Regions from separate parts of the Homo sapiens genome. Here region 2 is linked to region 1. Evidence: read pairs that join two places in POLR2A ChIA-PET (ENCODE). Cell type or tissue: K562. All regions are shown on one strand. Each heading gives the region's core, and the rest is flanking DNA. Links, peaks and the distances in the headings are about the cores only. Region 1 overlaps ATG10 (autophagy related 10). Region 2 has its middle 8.6 kb from the start of SSBP2.

The links. ChIA-PET counts read pairs that join two places held together with the same protein. Peaks named below come from ENCODE experiments on the same cell type or tissue, not always from the same donor. Only the 100,000 strongest peaks of a DNase experiment are listed, where the experiment ranks them.
Region 2: POLR2A ChIA-PET joins it to region 1 with 5 read pairs; 2 of 35 experiments call an interaction of 5 or more read pairs at or near these places.

Annotation. Positions count from the first base shown.
Region 1 is chr5:82,253,544-82,256,462 of GRCh38, reverse strand. It overlaps ATG10 (autophagy related 10), which reads right to left. Exons shown (of 8, transcript NM_031482.5): 8 at 330-2,395. Among named protein-coding and RNA genes, the nearest start is that of RPS23, 23 kb to the left of the region's middle. In K562, for the core only: no CTCF peak of the experiment used is centred there; no DNase peak of the experiment used is centred there.
Region 2 is chr5:81,758,193-81,761,111 of GRCh38, reverse strand. No RefSeq gene overlaps it. Among named protein-coding and RNA genes, the nearest start is that of SSBP2, 8.6 kb to the right of the region's middle. RefSeq lists a cis regulatory region at 1,982-2,287. In K562, for the core only: no CTCF peak of the experiment used is centred there; DNase peaks (open chromatin) are centred at 1,201 and 2,141; H3K4me3 peaks cover 780 bases.

The sequences.
Region 1 (2,919 bases), core at 95-2,594:
CATTCTGTTAGCATAACTGCATTTATAAAAATGGAAATTGTTATCAACCAAAAATTAGAAGTTTTTTAAGTGAAAAAAATTCTAGAAAGAAATCAAGCTGCTTGAGGAGATGGATCTATCTGGGAAGAAAGGCCTCCCCAGTCTACAGGAGCTCCTTGGAACTTTTTTCTGCCACTGATGAATTTTTAGGTCTTTGTTGATCAGAGAAAAAGTTGTATTTTTAACTTTTTTTAAAAAAAACTAAACATTGGCTCCAAACTGATAGACTCTCATCTCAGAATCTGTTAGCAAAGGATAACTAATGTTTGCAGACAAGAACACCATTCAGATGACACATTATTATAATTTATTTTACACTAGAAATGACATGGCTTGAGAAATGACTTGCTGAGAAATCTGTGTTTACATTAGGGAGATTGGGGGGAAAATCCCTCACAGAAGTTGAAAACATGCTAAGTGGTAAATACCAAAATGCCCAGCAAGCATTTAAGCCGGCTCTCATCCTAGCATGAATATGGGCAGCTCAGCATTTTAAAATTTACTTTTAGCTTTTCTAGCAGTTTGAATTAACCCTTTCTCTACTTCCACTTTCTCTGTGAGAGTTCAGCTCTTAATCTGCAGACGTGGACTGAGGGTGCTGTCACGGTGCTCGGTGATCCACTGGTGAATGATGTCCTCACCTGAAGCAGTTTCCTACAAGTGGGCTGCCTTGTGTACATGTCTCCTAAGCTTCCTTACTATCCATGTAAGGCCTAGACAAACATTAGGAAGCAAGTTCAGCTTGTATGGATTGGAAAAGGCCTGTCAGTAGAGCAAAACAATACAAATCAATGTCACAATAAAGGTATATCCAGACCAGAGGTTCTCCAGAGCAGAATCACCCCCAGAGAGACTGTGTCAGGTGGCCCCAGCATCTGTAGCTGTAAACGATCCTCAGGTGATTTTAAGTATATCCCTCATTCAAAGACACACTAATCTAGACTCTCTAAAAAGCCAATGACATTTTAATCTTCGTTTCAGCTCCTAGCAAATGAAAGCAAAAAACAAAACAAGCAACCAAAAAAAAAATTGTTCCAGGTTAGGTTTATCTTAATACTTAACTGGCTATGAAACTTATTTACAGCCTTAGTGAATACCAATTATATACAAGAAAGGTGAGCATTTAATGAATATTCGTATAATACTTTACAATATCTTATCATGCATTAATGATCTCATGTGGTTCTCACAGCAACCCTATGAGGTAGCTTGTTAGTTTCAAATTAAAGATGAGGAAAATAAGTCTCAGGGACATGAAGACTCGCTCAAGAGCCCTCAAAGAGTACAGCAGAGCAGCTGTGGGGTTGAGAAGCAGAGGGGTAAAATGACCATTGTTTTATTACTATAGGTCAAAAAGAAATTTTAATGTTTAAATATCTCCTATAGCTTTTTAGAAAACTTCTAATTACTATGCCACACTTTGCTGGTAAAACATATTATCTCACAGTAAAATATTGTGTTTTTTCTTTGTTTTACAACTATCTACACAAACACCCACACATACACACACACACACACACACACTCACACTCACTCTCTCTCTCTCTTTTGGAGTAAAACAGAAATAATCTATTGTTCCTGAGTTTGATTGTGGGAAAATCACTTAAGATAGGTCATGTTTATAACACCAGTTTCAGGGACAGGTAAATCCAGTAATTTAATTTTTATATATCTTACATTAAAATGAACACACAAATACATTTCTCCCTCAATCTCCATGTCAGACAAATGGAAGTGAAGTACTTGGCCTAGAAAAGAATAACCTGCAAGTGCCCTAATAATGTTGGTATTCCTAGTATTAATAAGTTAGATTTGTTTTTTTGCTATTTATAGTGATGTGTCTTTTTTTTTTTTTTTTTTTCCCCGAGACAGTGTCTGGCTCTGTCACCCAGGCTGGACTGCAGTGGCACAGTCTCAGCTCACTGCAACCTCTGCCTCCTGGGTTAAAGCCAACCTCCCACCTCAGCCTCCTGGGGAGCTGGGACTACAGGAACACACCACCATAAACAGGCAAATTTTTGTATTTTTTTGTACCGACAGGGTTTCACCATGTTGCCCAGGCTGGTCTCGAACTCCCAGGATCAAGTGATGCTCCCACCTTGGCCTCCCAAAGTGCTTGGATTACAGGTGTGAGCCACCATGCCTGGCCATGATGTATCCCTTTGAAGTGTTTCTTCTAAACATTCAGCCTATCAAACACCAGTTGCTGTAGACATTTGTGTCCAAGGGAAAAATAATCCATGTCACATCTTGGTGAGATGAAATATTCCATGGTATCAGTCCTATTAAAGCCAGGGCTGGCCAGGTAAACTCTTGGCATTCTTCGTGCCGCAATTCCTAAACTCAATAGAAGAATCTGAAGAACATAAAACAAAAGCCAAGAGAATAAAAGAAAAATAACTGAGCAGTAAAGACTTATTTAAGAATATCAGTACTAAAATAAAACTATCCATTCCTGTCACTGAGTGCATGCTACTTACAGCAAAGTAAAATATTTCCTGAATTGGTGGCCCCCAACCTTTTTGGCACCAGGCACCAGTTTCAGGGAAAACCATTTTCACAGACCGAATGGGAGATGGTTTCAGGATGAAACTGTTCCACCTCAGATCATCAGGCATTGGTTAGAATCTCATAAGGAGCGCGCAACCTAGGTCCCTCAGATGCGCAGTTCACAATAGGGTTCACATTCCTATGCAGATCCAATGCTGCAGCTGATCTGATAGGAGGAAGAGCTCAGGTGGTAATGCTCGCTTGCTTGCCCACCCAGCTGCCGCTCACCTCCTGCTGTGAGGCCTGGTTCCGGTCCATGGCCTGGGATTTGGGGATCCCTGTCCTAAATAACTTGGTAGGGGACTGATTGGAAAACTAAAAATTAAGTCA
Region 2 (2,919 bases), core at 181-2,680, 500 kb after region 1:
TTATTCATTCAGTCAATGAATATTTGTTTATTGAGAACCACTGTGTACCTGGTACAATTCTGGGTTTTGGGACTCTAGTACCCCAGAGAAGAAGAACAATAAGACTGCTGCCTCTATAAAGTATGCGAGCTAATGAGTAATTCAGACCATGACCATTTCAGATAGTGACATGTGACTATAAAGAAAATAAAACGAAACGACAGGATGAGGAGTGACTGAGGATGAGGCACTAAGCACTCTAGAAAGGACTCTCAGAGAAAAATCTCTCTGGGGAATTGATCTTCCAGAAGACTTGACTAAGGAGAAAAAAAAAATCAGCCATGCAAAGAGCAGAGAGAAGAGCATTCCAGACAGAGGAAATAGCCAAGGCAAAGGCCCTGAGGCTGGAAGTCAGAAAAAGAGGCAGCAGGAACTGTGAGCTTTGCCATTAGCCACATTTAGGACTTGGAAGAGCACATCTGAAATAATACCTCTTCAGATACCACGCCAGTGAAACATTTTAACAATTAGCAATTTGATGAAACTCCTTATTGTTAACGTTGTTCTTAATAACTAATTTAAATTTTCTATCTAAAAATGGGTATTTAAAATATTTTTGGATGTAAACTGACAAATAGCAAAAAAGAAATAGAGATTATAAATAAGACATCAACAAAATGGATGAAGAGTTTCAGAAGATCACCTTGGGGAGGGTAGTGGTGGTGAGGGTTGGAAATGAAAGGCTGAAAATCATGTACTATTTATTAATTTAATAAATCTGTCTTGATGTCAATGTAATCGAATGTTGCCACAAAATAATGGTCTCCTGCTGCTATATAAATGTTGAGGCCAAGCTCTGATGTTTATTTTCAAGACAGGAGACATTGATCCTTCACTAATAGAATATTACAAGTTTATTTCTATTATGCTAAGTAACCAAAGTTGATTTCATTGTTTGATTTGATGGATGTTGGTGCTGTCAGAGTTCAGAACGGTCTGGGGCTAGGAAGCCAAGAGGACGAATATTTTCTTGTCCTAATTAGGCACACTTGGATTTCATTCTAGTATCAAATCAATAAAGGAAAACTTTGGGATACTGAGTCCCTGGGATCCTTCTTCTGATGTCCCAGGGATTGGAACTATTTGGCATAAGATTGCTCTTCCCCTAAGACCAAGACGACTCTGGAGCCAGGCAGTGAGTGATTTGGATGGGGCCCCACCGAATTGGAAAGGCAACAGGAAATGTGATGAGAGGAAAAAGACAGCTATAACAATAGAAGGAGGAAGTGAAGCCCGAAAAACAAGGCAAGAAGAAAAAGTAACAGTGAACTACAATAATCCATGAGGAAACGAAAACCACACAGAAAACAAAACAACACAACAAAAAACCCAAAAGGAATTGCAACCTGCTGATTTAGATGCAGGGGACCCGTTTTTGACCATTTCCAGAGGTAGGGCTCTTATTTGCAGTGATCCAGTTAACGAATGGTACTGCCCAAGTTTCCCTTTTCCTACGCAGAATGTGAATTAAAACAAAGCTCTTTGTTTTCAGGTTTTACATACCACAGATCACACAGCCACATGGAGCTGGGAAATGTGATCGACTTGAAGAAGAATGAATACGGTGAAGATTGGAAAGAAGACATGAGCTGATCAACTTAGTAGGAGTAAGGAAAACCCTTTTTTTTTTTTTTTGAGACAGAGTCTCACTCTGTTACCAGGCTGGAGTGTGATGGCGCAATCTCCGCTTACTGCAACCTCCGCCTTCTAGGTTCAAGAGATTCTCCTGCCTCAGCCTCCCAAGTAGCTGGGATTACAGGCACACTCCACCATGCCTGGCTAATTTCTGTATTTTTAGGCTGGGGTTTCACCATGTTGGCCAGGATGGTTTTGATCTCCTGACTTCATGATCCGCCCGCCTCGGCCTCCCAAAGTGCTGGGATTACAGGCATGAGCCACTGTGCCCAGCTGGAAAACATGTCTTTTAAATATCGAAGGAGAAGTGGATACACACCAAATCATTTCTCTTCCCCATTGTATCCTATAGGGAGCCAAAATACTCACCTTATAGTAGTGAAAATCGGAGGAAATGATGGACCTGAGGAAAGATGAGTCTCCAATAAAGCAGGATGTGGCTTGTTGTTTCTGATCTAATCAGGAGGTTTAGGGGCCGGCTGTGCTGAAATGATATCCATAAGCCCTATTTGAGTGGCCCAACTGTATTTAACCCAACCTGAATTCACAGAAAAGTTTGTCCTTCTAGAATCATAGTACATGAAGGAGTAAACCTTAAGGGGTAGGGATGGTTGGAAAAATTTGTGTGTCAGATTCCTGAAAGGTTTGATGAGATAGGGAGGCTGCATGTAAATCTCAATCTGGTTATTTACTGGTTGTGTGAACCAGAAAAAAGTGTGCAAATAATAACACCTCACAGGATTGTGGTTTTTTTGGTTGTTGTTGTTTGTTTGTTTTTGTTTTGTTTTGAGACAGGGTCTCCCTTTGTTGTCCAGGCTGGAATGCAGTGGCACAATCAGGGCTCACTTGAGTCTTGACCTGCTGGGCTCAGGTGATTCTCCCACCTCAGCCTCCTGGGTGGCTGGGGCTACAGGTGCACACCACCATGCCCAACTAATTTTTTAAATTTTTTTTTTGTAGAGATGGGGTTTTGCTATGTTTCCCAAGCTATTCTGTAACCCCTGGGCTCAAGTTATTCTCGACCTTCCAAAGTGTTGGGATTACAGGTGTGAACCACTATGCCTGGCCTCAAAGCGTTGTTAAAAGCATTGAGACACTGTAGGTAAAACACTTAGTGCCAGGCACATTGTATGAGCTTAATACATGTTAGTTCGTGTTAACACATAAGCAGTCTGTAGCATGGGATGCAAAAACTGAAATTATTGCATGGTTGAACCATATAATGTTGCCAGCAGTCACCTTTGA